Regions from separate parts of the Homo sapiens genome. Here region 2 is linked to region 1. A link is an interaction called in ENCODE POLR2A ChIA-PET data of the cell type or tissue named here. Cell type or tissue: MCF 10A. All regions are shown on one strand. Each heading gives the region's core, and the rest is flanking DNA. Links, peaks and the distances in the headings are about the cores only. Region 1 has its middle 8.4 kb from the start of YLPM1. Region 2 overlaps LTBP2 (latent transforming growth factor beta binding protein 2).

Region 1 (7,260 bases), core at 2,166-4,665:
CATGCACCTGTAGTCTCAGCTACTTGGGAGACTGAGGCAGGAGGATTCCAATTCCTTGATCCCCTGAGTTGAGGATGCAATGAGCTATAATCCTGCCACTGCACTCCTGCCTGGGTGACAGAGTAAGATCCTGTCTCAAATAAATGAGTAAATAAATAAATGGCCAGGCATGGTGGCTCATGCCTGTAATCCCAGCACTTTGCGAGGCCTAGGCGGATCACCCGAGGTCAGGAGTTTGAGACCAGCCTGGCCAACATGGTGAAACCCCGTCTCTACTAAAAATACAAAAAAATTAGCCAGGCGTGGTGGCAGGCGCCTGTAATCCTAGCTACTCAGGAGGCTGAGGCAGGAGAATTGCTTGAACCCAGGAGGCGGAGGTTGCAGTGAGCCGAGATTGTGCCACTGCACTCCAGCCTGGGCGACTGAGTGAAACTCCATCTCAGAAAAAAAATAAAAAATAAAAATAAATAAATGTATCTGTCTGTTCTCACACTGCTATAAAAATCTATAATACCTAAGATTGGGTAATTTATGAAGGAAAGAGGTTTAATTGACTCACAGTTCTGCAGGCTGTACAGGAAGCATGGTGAGGGGAGGCCTCAGGAAACTTACAATCATGGCAGAAGGTGAAGGGGAGGCAAGCACGTCTTACCATGGCAGAGCAGGAGAGAGACAGTGAGCTAATAGGGGAGTGCCACCCACTTTTAAACCAGCAGATCTCATGAGAACTCACTCACTATCATGAGAACATGGGAGAAGTCCGCCTCCATGATCTAATCACCTCCCACCAGGTCCCTCCCCCAATATTGGGAATTACAATTCAACATGAGATTTGGGTGGGGACACAGAGCCAAATTACATCAATCAATCAATAAATAAGAAACTAGCAATCTAAAAGAGAGGAAGAGAAGAGAAAAAGAAGGCCAGGCACTGTGGCTCACGCCTGTAATCCCAGCACTTTGGGAGGCCGAGATGGGTGGATCACGAGGTCAGGAGATCGACACCATCCTGGCTAACATGGTGAAACCCGTCTCTACTAAAAAATACAAAAAAATTAGCCAGGCGTGGTGGCGGGCGCCTGTAGTCCCAGCTACTTGGGAGGCTGAGGCAGGAGAATGGCATGAACCCAGGAGGCGGAGCTTGCAGTGAGCCAAGATAGCGCCACTGCACTCCAGCCTGGGAGACAGAGCAAGACTCTGTCTCAAAAAAAAAAAAAAAAAAAAAGACAGGTGCAACAACTGAAAAAGCACAAAATAAAATTGTTAGATCTTCTCACTTAATCTTTATATATATAAATATATATGTAATATATATTTTATTTTTGAGTTGGAGTCTTGCTCTGTCACCCAGGCTAGAGTGCAGTGGCGTGATCTTGGCTCACTGAAACCTCCACCTCCCAAGTTCAAGCAATTCTTGTGCCTCCACCTCCTGAGTAACTGGGATTACAGGTACATACCACCATGCCTAGCTAAATGTGTATTTTCAGTAGAGACAGGGTTTCACCATGTTGGCCAGGCTGGTCTCAAACTCCTGGCCTCAAGTGATCTGCCCACCTCAGCCTCTCAAGTGCTGAGATTACAGGCATGAGCTACCACACCTGGCCTCAATCTTCTAAATATTTTGACCTCTTTTACATATTTGCCATTTTCTTCTCTTGTGTGCATTCTGGATCTTTCCTGAATTCTATCTTTCAGTTTTCTGATTCTCTCTTCAGCCTTGTCTAATATGCTGCTAAATTGTTAAATTCACTCATTTGGTTTTTTCTTTCAGTTAGATTTTTTACTACTAGAAGTTCTGTTTTGTTCTTTTTCGGATCTGTGTTTTCTTAGCTCATCTTTTCAAGCCTTTTTTTTTTTTTTTTTTTTTTTTGAGATGGAGTCTCGCTCTATTGCCCAGACTGGACTGCAGTGGTGCGATCTCAGCTCACTGCAACCTTCGCCTCCCGGGTTCAAGTGATTCTCCTGCCTCAGGCTCCCGAGTAGCTGTGACTACAGGCATGCACCACCATGCCCAGCTAATTTTTGTATTTTTAATAGAGGTGGGGTTTCACCATGTTGGCCAGGCTGGTTTCCAACTCCTGACCTTAGGTGATGTGCCTGTCTCAGCCTTCCAAAGTGCTGGGATTACAGGCATGAGCCACTGCACCCAGTTCAAATTACTCTAAGTATATATTTATACTCCCATCAACAGTACATGTGAATTTCAATTTTTCCACAACCTCATTAGAACTTGGTATTGTCAGTGTGGTAGATACTGCCAGTTGTCCCAGGATCTACTTTCCCCTTCTTCCTTTAATAACAGATTTAATGAGTTTCACCTGGATTGCAGCTGGGCATGCCCAACCAAATCATAGACAAGATGATGTGGCTGAAAGTAATATGCATCACTTCTGGGTCATGACCTTAGGAAGCATGCTCCTTAGAAGGTATGCTTCCCAAACTCGAGATCTTTTTGATGATGTTCTTTTTGCATTTGGTCTATACTTCCAAATTCCTTTTTATGTCCCTGTATTTGAACACATTTGCCTGACAATGAAGGCCCCTTCCCCAGGGTAGTGAATATTTATTGTTTTTGCTTGCCCACATCCACTCCTTCTTCCTAATAGTACCTAAATTATTTTTCTTGAAATGTTACATTTTCCTCAATATAGTAGTAGAATTTAGATCAGAGTGCCCAGCCCTTTCCCTATAGAAGCTGAAGGGGAGCACTGAAGGCTCCTTCTTTCAGAACCCTTCTCTCACTATCATCCCATATATCTAAGAAGGCATTCAGTGGCTTAGGGAGAAAAAAAAAAGAGTTGAACCTTGTTTCTTCCAGCATCCAGAGCCTTGACGGTGGAAGGGAAGAAGCACAGCATGAATATTGCCAAGGTTATATATGACCAGGTTACTCTGAGTCTGGACACAACCCATCGAGAATCCTGGTGAAATGCCTGCCTAAGGGTAGACCCCATAGCAGTTAATCTGCATCTAGATCCTGTTGTTTCCAATTGCATAAGCTACAAGAGCTAGCAGAGGTTTTATTCCAGAGAATGGTATGTAAACCACCAGCCAGTCAGAATATGTCCTCAAACCACTAGCTAATAAAATGTCACGTCCTCTTAGAGGCCTCATTCAAATCACTCTAGTAACCCTAAGAATGAAATGTAACAAGTAAGAAATGCAGCTAGGTTATAAACCTAGTCTGAAGGAGACTAATGGTAGTTGACTTTGACAGAACTGACAATTGGCAGCTGACTTCTCTGGGGTCTCCCACACAAAACCTTCTGTGTATTTGTGCTTCAACTCATCTTTTAGACCATTCTGAATCAGAGCACTTTATATTTTTATTGTTCTTTACTTTTCATGTTCTGGATTGGTGAAATTAATCTCTGAAAAATGGGCTGGGTTGGTCTTTATAATGTGAAGTCAATGTTACTAAGCTGTCATGAGGAGAGCATTATACCAACAATGAGGCTTCCTTTAAAGAATTTTTTGGACTGGATGTGGTCATTCACACCTGTAATCCCAGCAATTTGGGAGGCCAAGGCAGGAGGATTCCTTGGAGCCAAGAGTTTGAGACCAGCCTGCGCAAATAGTGAGACCCTATGTCCACCAAAAAGTAAAAAGTTAAAAAATTAGCCAAGAATAGTGGCGCATGCCTGTAGTTCCAGCTACTCTGGAGGCTAAGGCTGTGGGATCACTTGAGCCCAGGAGGTCAAGGCTGCAGTGGCTGTCATGGCGCCACTGTACTCCAGCCTGGGCAACAGAGTGAGCTCCTGTCTCTAAAAAAAATTTAAAAAGGAGGTTGGGTGCAGTGACTCATGCTTATAATCTCAGCACTTTGGGAGACTGATCACCTGACCTCAGGAGTTCGTGACCAGCCTGGGTAACATGGTGAAACCCCGTCTCTACTATAAATGCAAAAATTGGCCGGATGCAGTGGCTCAAGCCTGTAATCCCAGCACTTTGGGAGGCCGAGGTGGGTGGATCACCTGAGGTCAGGAGTTCGAGACCAGCCCAGCCAACACTGTGAAACCCTGTCTGTACTAAAACTACAAAAATTAGCCAGGCGTGATGGTGCATGCCTGTAATCCCAGCTACTCGGGAGGCTGAGGCAGGAGAATCGCTTGAACCCGCGAGGTGGAGGTTGCAGTGAGCTGAGATTGTGCCACTGCACTCCAACTTGGGCAACAGAGTGGGACTCTTAAAACAAAACAAAAAGCAAAAATTAGCCACGCAAGGTGGCTCATGCTTGTAATCCCAGCTACTCGGGAGGCTGAGGCAAGAGAATTGCTTGAACCCGGGAGGCGGAGGTTGCAGTGAGCTGAGATTGTGCCACTGGACTCCACCCTGGGCGACAGAGCAAGACATCTCAAAAAAAAATAATAATAATTAATTAATTTTTTAAAAATTGCCTGGCACAGTGGCTCACACCTGTAATCCCAGCACCTTGGGAGGCCAAGGCCGGTGGATCACTTGAGGTCAGGAGTTTGAGACCAGCCTTGCCAACATGGTGAAACCCCATCTCTACTAAAAATACAAAAATTAGCTGGGCCTGGTGGTGCACACCTGTAATCCTAGCTACTCAGGAGGCTGAGGCAGGAGAATCGCTTGAACCCAGGAGGCAGAGGCTGCAGTGAGCCGAGATTGCGCCACTGCACTCCAGCCTGGGCAACAGAACGAGACTCCGTCTCAAACAAAAAAAAAACTTAAAAAAAGAACAAATTTTTTGGAGACGGGGATTCTGCATAACAAAAATGACTGCTGGGCGCGGTGGCTCACGCCTGTAATCCCAGCACTTTGGGAGGCCGAGGCGGGTGGATCACCTGAGGTAGGGAGTTCAAGACCAGCCTGACCAACATGGAGAAACCCCGTCTCTACTAAAAATACAAAATTAGCCGGGGTGGTGGCGCATGCCTGTAATCCTAGCAACTCGGGAGGCTGAGGCAGGAGAATCGCTTGAACTCGGGAGGTGGAGGTTGCGGTGAGCCGAGATCGCGCCATTGCACTCCAGCCTGGGCAAAAAGGGCAAAACTCCATCTCCAAAAAAAAAACAAAAAACAAAAATGACTATGATCTTTGAAAAATAATTGTGCAGGCTAGAAACTTTGAGTGGCTGAAGTATATGTTAGTTCCCCGAGAGTAAGATTCTAGGGGATAGGATCCCCATGGCATCTAGAACAATGCCTAACTTTATCTTGAAACAATGAGGGGAATGTGAAAGGGCCTGTTTAAACAGTGGTGCTGTCTCCCAACTAGGTGCTGAAAGACCCTTTGTGTTGAGGGCAGGGATCTGGTTAGAGGACCTGAGAGCCTTAAGCTATCAGGCCAAGTGGGAAAGGAAAAGGCCAAGAGAAGAGTTTCCACCCACCTCCACCTAATCTTACCTTTCTCTGTCTTCCACTACCATCACTTTTTTTTCTTTTTCCCACCTTTTTTTTTTCAAAACTTTTTTCTTTTTTTCTTGATACAGGGTCTCACTCTGTTGCCCAGGTTGGAGTGCAGTGGTGTAATCTCAGCTCACTGCAACCTCTGCCTCCTGGGCTCAAGCCATCCTCCCACCTCAGCCTCTGGAATAGCTGGAACTATAGGCATGCACCACTATGCCTGGCTAATTTTTGTATTTTTTGTAGAGATGGGGTTTTGCCATGTTGCCCAGGCTGGTCTTGAACTTGTGAGCTCAAGCAATTGGCCCATCTCGGCCTTCCAAAGTGCTGGGATAACAGGTGTGAGCCACTGCACCCAGCTTAAAATGTTTTTTAAAATTGTGACATACAGCACACAGACAGGAAAGCACAAGGGATAAATGTACAGCTCCATACGTTTTAACAAAGAAAATATTTGTGAAATTACCACTTAGTTCAAGAAATTGGCTGGGCGCAGTGGCTCATGCCTGTAATTCCAACACTTTGGGAGGCCAAGGTGGGTGGATCATCTGAGGTCAGGAGTTCAAGACCAGCCTGGCCAACATGGTGAAACCCCATGTCTGCTAAAAATAAAAAAATTAGCTGGACATGGTAGTGGGCACCTGTAATCCCAGCTACTCAGGAGGTTGAGGCAGGAGAATCACTTGAACCTGGGAGGTGGAGGTTGCAGTGAGCCGAGAATGTGCCACTGTACTCCAGCCTGGGTGACAGTGCTAGACTGCATCTCAAAAAAAAAAAAAAAAAAAGAAAGAAATAGAACATTGTCAGCACCCTAGAAACCCACTCATGTCTCTCGCCACCAGGCCTACTCTTTCCCTTCTTCCCAAAGGCAACTACTACCCTCACTTCTAACATTTTAATTTGTTTGCTTATTTTTGAAATATATGTAAAGTTAATTGTACAATAAATATTCTTCTGAACTACTATTGTTCAACATTTTCATGAAGGTACATTTATTAAATTATAGCATATGGGAAAATGCACAAATCATAAGTGGTACAGCTTGATGAATTTTTCACAAACTGAATGTATCTATGTAACTAGCATGCAGATCAAGAAATGGAGCATTATCAGAAGTCCCCTTTGTGCCTCCTTCTAGTCACTATCCCTCTCTCCCAAGAGTAGCTACTATCCTGAGTTCTAACAGTATAAATCAGTTTTATTATTTTACCTTATATACATGAAAATATACAGTATATACTCTTTTCTTCGTAGCTTTTCTTGCTCAATATTGTTTGTGAGGTTCATCTGCATTGTTGCACATAGTTGTAGATCACTCATTCTCATTGCTGTTTTGTATTCCATTGTATAAATGTACCACAATTTGACGATTCATTCTAGTGTAGGTGGATATTTGGGTTGTTTTTTCCATTTTCAGCTATTACAAATACTGCCAGTATGGGCAGACATGGTGCCTTACACCTGTAACCCAGCACATTGGGAGGCCTAGGCAGGCAGATCGTCTGAGCTCAGAAGTTTGAGACCAGCCCGAGCAACATGCTGAAACTCTGCCTCCACAAAAAATACAAAAATTAGCTGTGCATGGTGCCGTGCACAGTAAGTAGTAGTCCCGGCTACTTGGGAGGATGAGGCGAGAGGGTCACTTGTGCCAGGGAGGTTGAGGCCACAGTGAGCTGTGATGGTGCTACTATTTGTTTGTATATAAATAGTATATTTGTGGCCGGATGCAGTGGCTCACGCCTGTAATCCCAGCACTGAGGAAGGCTGAGGTAGGCAGATCACGAGGTCAAGAGATGGAGACCATCCTGACCAACATGGTGAAACCCTGTCTCTGCTAAAAATACAAAAATTAGCCAGCCGTGGTGGCGTGTTCCCGTAATCCCAGCTACTCG
Region 2 (5,255 bases), core at 2,756-5,255, 250 kb before region 1:
GGGAAACCAGAAGTGGCAGCAGGAAGTCTCCATTGGTGGAGACTTTATGTTGTTTTTCAAAGAGAAGGTCTCTTGGTCAATGCCCAGATCTTATTGTGGTACCATACTTGAGTTATGTGATGAGAGTGACCAAGGGTATGTAAATTATGTGTCCCATCCACTCTTAGTTTCTTTCTTTTTATTTGAGGCAGGGTCTCAATCTGTCTCCTAGGCTGGAGTGCAGAGGTGCAGCCTCTACCTCCCAGGCTCAAACAATCTTCCCACCTCAGCCCCTGCAAGTAGCTAGGACTACAGGTGCACACCACCAAGCCCAGCTACTTTTTGTATTTTTTGTAGAGATGGGGTTTCACCATGTTGCACAGGAGTCTCGAACTCCTGGGCTCAAGCAATCCTCCTGCCTCAGCCTCCCAAAGTGCCGGTATTACAGGCACGAGCCACCATGCCTGGCCCACCCATAGTTTCTTCGTATGGGAATGTTGAGTGATTACAAGGGATAGGAGGAAAGAAGTTGAGAAGTAAAAGATTAGGAAGGACTACTAAAGTAGGTGTTCAGGAAGAGACTCTTCTTTCTGTAACTTCTGAGAATCGAGCTCTGTTGTTTTGTCGTTTGTTATAAAGCATTAGAGTGCAGGGGTGGCATTTGGCAGGATCAACCTGGTATAGGGAAGTGGGCAGCACTGATCGTGGTGGTACAGCTCTCCCTTGAAATCTGGACCCAAGCTAATGTTGTGCAGCTGGCTTTGGGCAGGGCCTAACACTGTTCACTGCATGTTTTGTCTGAAAGGAAGGAATCTCTTCTATTTTTCTTCCTATCTAGCATTGATGTTTATGATCGTTCTTTTAAAATCCGTATTTTCCACTCTTCATAAAAATGCCACAGGGCTGCCTGACAAATTTGCATTAAGGAATTTTGACATAATTAGCACCTGGCTTTAGTTGTAAATTATAGTCAGATAAATATATAAAGAGAAGGAGCATTTAAGCAATCTTTGGCCAGCAACTGTATTTAAAAATATTTTATTTTTTTTGAATAGGTGATACATATGGTACAAAATTCAAAAAAATACAAAAGGAGATACAGTGAAAAGTCTCCCAATCCTGTACCTATCCACCCTGTCACCCTCCCCACAAACCACCATTGGTTCTAAGAATTTATCCTGCAGATGTAATCCCATAAATTAATGTGAAATATGCACAAGAATATTCATTACAGCATTATTTATAGCAAAAGACAGGAAACAATGGAAACGTCTGTCAGTGAGGGACTGATTAAATAAATTATGGTTTATCCATTCAATGGAATAGTATACAGCTGTAAAATGAAATGAGGCAGCTCTAATTGCAAGTATAAAAAAAAAGCAAAGTGCAGAACAGCATGCATAGTATGCTATTTGTATTTTAAACAAAGGAAATATGTATATATGCATACAATATCTCAAGGTTGGCAGGAAGGTGGAGATTGGAGTGTTGTGGGGGCAGTGGGAACAGCAGTTACGAAGGTGTAGTGCCAGCAGGATATATTTGGGGGATGGTAAGTTCTCCGATGGTGAGGTATAAGGCGGAGTGGCAAGGATGAGGTGAACAGACAACCGCTTCTCTTTCCCCATTCTTTAGACAAATAGTGTTATGTTACATGCTGTTATGCAACCCTCCCTTTTCCCCTTAATTTGTTTTGGATATCTTTCTTAAGGAATTTAGAGCCACCTTTTTTAAGGGTTCCATAGCAATTAATTGTTTCTAATCTTTAGCTATTACAAATGATGCAGTAATAACTTCTTACGTATGTCATTTTATATCTGGTGAAAATATATCTGAAGGTTAAGTTCCTAGAAGTGGAAACTACTGGATCAAAGAGTTAGTGCTTTTATAATTTTGAAGGACATTGCCATATTGTCCTCTTCAATATGTACTTCTGTCAGCTGTTATGAGAGTACCTATTTCCCACATGCTTGCCAGCTAGGAGTCTTAACAAGCTTTTTGATCTTTGCCAATCTGACAGTTTTAAAAAGGATCTCAGTATGGTTTTAAGTTGCATTTCTTTTATTATGAGTGAAAGAATATTTTTACATGCGTAAGAGTGACTTATTTTTGTCTGCTGAAAACATCTCAATTAGTATAGGGACCTAGAGCAAATTATTTAAGCTTTCTATGTCTCAGTTTCCTCACCTGTAAATTGAGAATAAACAATAGTAAGTAGGATTATTGGATAATTAAATGAAATGTATGTATGGCACTCAGCACAGTGCCTGGCACATGGCAAGCATTCAATAAGTTATGTGATGGCTAACAATCAGAGGAGCAGGTAGGACAGGGCAGATTAAATTAAGAAAGTAGCATTCACTTCCATGCTCCAGTCACATGGAGCCTTGTTCATTTACATTGCCATTCATCAGAGAAGTACGAAGTCAGAGCTTTCCTTGTCTTTTAATAGTAAAGAGTCATTTCCCATTGGAACCCATCATAGGCTATCAGCAGAGCTGGCCAGGGAGTAGGCACAGCCTCATCTCTAATATTTAGACTTAGCCAACATGGTAAAGAAATTTAATCTGATATGAAATAAAAACAACAGAAGAGACCAGATGCACATTTCTTTATTCCACCATGGTTCTGAACTCCCAGCTAGTTTGGGTTGGAGTGAGTCTCTGCTTGTAAACTCAGAGGAATGCCTGCCATCGTTTTCTGAAGGGAAAGGGCAGGGGTTTCTGAGTGGAGGGGAAAAACAACATTGGAAATCTGGCTGCTTCTGAACAAGACCACACTGGAAAATAGACTTTTTACTTTTAGCACATCAAACTGGTTTTCACAAAAGGAGATCCCAGAAGAGGTTTGTTTCCTGTAAGAAGCAGTGTTTATGTAATAGAGGTCTTTGTAGATGGGTGCTGTATCCCATGGCAGCCCTTGCTGCTGGTGCCCACAGGCTATCACTGGGCGGATTCAGCTACTGAATATTTTCTTTAGACGTATAAAGCCTTGGCTCCCCTTTCTCATCAACTCCACGTATTTTTCATCATGTCCTCTTGCTGCTTTCTCAGGCTCTTTGTTCTTCTTCATTTGTGTCTCTTACATTCAACAAGCTAATATCAGCCTTGCTTCTCTGAGTGAAGGGATCTTCTGCCACTCCTTGGGGTCAGAGAATGGGCTACAGGATGGAGGTGTGGCAAAATCAGGGCCCAGAACAGATTGGCTGAGTGGTGGTGATGGTTCTTAGGAGGGGGCTCTGGAGTCAGTCCCCAAGCTTCCCCAAATCCTTTCTTGCTCCACAGATTCTGAAGGACCTCCCTAGGGCAGATGTAGCCTCTGTCCCAGTTGTGGGATCGTCAGGATGATGGTGGATTGTGGCTGGAAAGGGGTGTCTGCAGTGTGAGGCCATGGGGCCTTGCATGCTCGCACAGCTTGGGAGGGTGGATGAGGGCCATCCTTTGGTAAGCATCCCATAGCAAGGCCAGGAAAGGTGGTGGACAGGGCCTCATGCGGTGGCTGAAGCATTAAAGCGATTGGTGGTGCTTGAGCCAAGCAAGGGCATGGAGGCAATGACCGAAGCTTACAGCCAGAGGCTAAGCTGGGAGAGATGAAAGCAGGCAAGGCTGATTGGAAACCTCTGGCCTGATGTCACGGTGTCTTCCCAGCTAGGAAATCATCCTCAAGGCCCCTGCCTGTGACTGGAGGCCATTTCCAGGTAGTTGCCACACTGACCCCTGACTGCTACTCCTTGGCAGTGCAGTGGGGGGGCCCTGCCTCAGCCACATATCCCGGGGAGCAGTGGCAGCGGTAGGAGCCCTCTGTGTTCTCGCAGTAACCATGGACACAGAGCACAGCAGGCCCGTTCAAGTCATCACACTCATTCACATCTAAGAGGAAACAAAGGAGAGTGCTGTAGGGAGCCCAGGTGCCTCTGCTGGCTGCCTCCACCTCTCTGGTTAGTAAGCCCTGGCCACTGCCCTAGAGTGAAACCCTAAGTGTGACAGCCAGAGGCTGAAGTCACTTCCCAAAACCAAGCAACTCAAGGACAAAGCAGGGGGCAGCAAGCTCATACCATGCCCAAGACCGTGCTCTCTTGTCCTTGTCTTTTGTCTGGGAACCTGCACGGAAGGGGCTTTCTAAAGCACATAATTAAACCTTCCTTTGGCGCTTTCTTCCCTTCCAGCCTGATGCAGACAGCCCCACTAGGAGGCAGCAGTGGCTCTTCCAGCCTTCCTGAGTTCAGGCGTCTCTGTGGGCAGTGGGCCAGCCTGACTCCTCCATCAGAATTCTGCACTTACCTACGCAGGCCATGTGGGCCGCATCCAGCTGGAAGCCCTCAAAACAGTCACAGGTGTAGCCCTCCCGCACGCGCACACAGCGGCCATTCTCACAGCCGTTCAGGATGCCGCACTCCTCCGCCTGAAGCCCTTCGAAGCCGGCTGGGGGCTCTGGGAGGAGGAAATCGGAGAGAGGAGGAGGCTGAGGGCTGTGTCCAGACTCTCCCTAATGCTGGGACCCTCGCCCTTCTGGACAAAGGGTGCCCCTGTGGAACTGTGGGGGTGGGGGCAGAGAGGATCATAAAATTCTTGTGGAAAGATGCTAGAACAAAAGGCAGTACTCTTGAAAAAAAAAGTATGTGTCATTTTAGATGGGGAGAGGTGCTCTGGGCTTCAAATGAGGGCTCCAGGGAGGCTGAGACTCGCTGCTTCCACAATGCCCGGCTCCTGCTGGGGTTTGGGTGGTCGAGGAGTGTGTTGCTACATAGTTTTTGGGTTTGGGCGTGGGGAAGGGGTGAGGTGTTTTGTTTAAACCTTCACATCGTGTTTTTGGGAAGTGGGGAACAATTGGTAGCAGAGGGGCCTCACTCAACACAAAGCAAAACATTGACCAGATCTACCTAACCCTCTTCACTCCCTAAGCACCCCTCCACCCCATGGAAAAGGCCACACCCTACCCAGAGGTATGGTTTTAGTCTGATGTGGTAGCTTTGCCTGTGGTGGGTACCGTGTGCATGGCACAGTGCTAGGCTTGACTTCCTCATTAGACTCCAAGGCCTGAGTGTTTGGATCGCACCATTCACAAACCGAGTCATCACGGTGGGCCTTTAAAGTCCTTAGAAAACCTTAATCCACACTTCAGGTCACAAGTGTGAATGCTGGGTGTCCTTAGAGCAGGTTATTCTGCAGCCTGTAGGTGGCGTGGAGGGAGAAAAAGACTGCAGTGAACAGCTTTCTCTCTCTCTCTCAGTCCCCACAGGAAGCTTGTAGGTTGGGACAGGGGCAGTGTCCTGTACC

Evidence for each region. Peaks named below come from ENCODE experiments on the same cell type or tissue, not always from the same donor. Only the 100,000 strongest peaks of a DNase experiment are listed, where the experiment ranks them.
Region 2: POLR2A ChIA-PET joins it to region 1 with 5 read pairs; 5 of 35 experiments call an interaction of 5 or more read pairs at or near these places.

What each region holds. Positions count from the first base shown.
Region 1 is chr14:74,751,305-74,758,564 of GRCh38, forward strand. No RefSeq gene overlaps it. Among named protein-coding and RNA genes, the nearest start is that of YLPM1, 8.4 kb to the right of the region's middle. In MCF 10A, for the core only: no CTCF peak of the experiment used is centred there; no DNase peak of the experiment used is centred there.
Region 2 is chr14:74,497,182-74,502,436 of GRCh38, forward strand. It overlaps LTBP2 (latent transforming growth factor beta binding protein 2), which reads right to left. Exons shown (of 36, transcript NM_000428.3): 35 at 4,260-4,409; 36 at 1,002-3,848. The coding sequence ends at 3,703. Among named protein-coding and RNA genes, the nearest start is that of ISCA2, 6.0 kb to the left of the region's middle. RefSeq lists an enhancer at 2,923-3,918 and a silencer at 3,605-3,899. In MCF 10A, for the core only: CTCF peaks have their summits at 4,157 (motif pointing right), 4,367 and 5,162 (motif pointing right); a DNase peak (open chromatin) is centred at 4,200.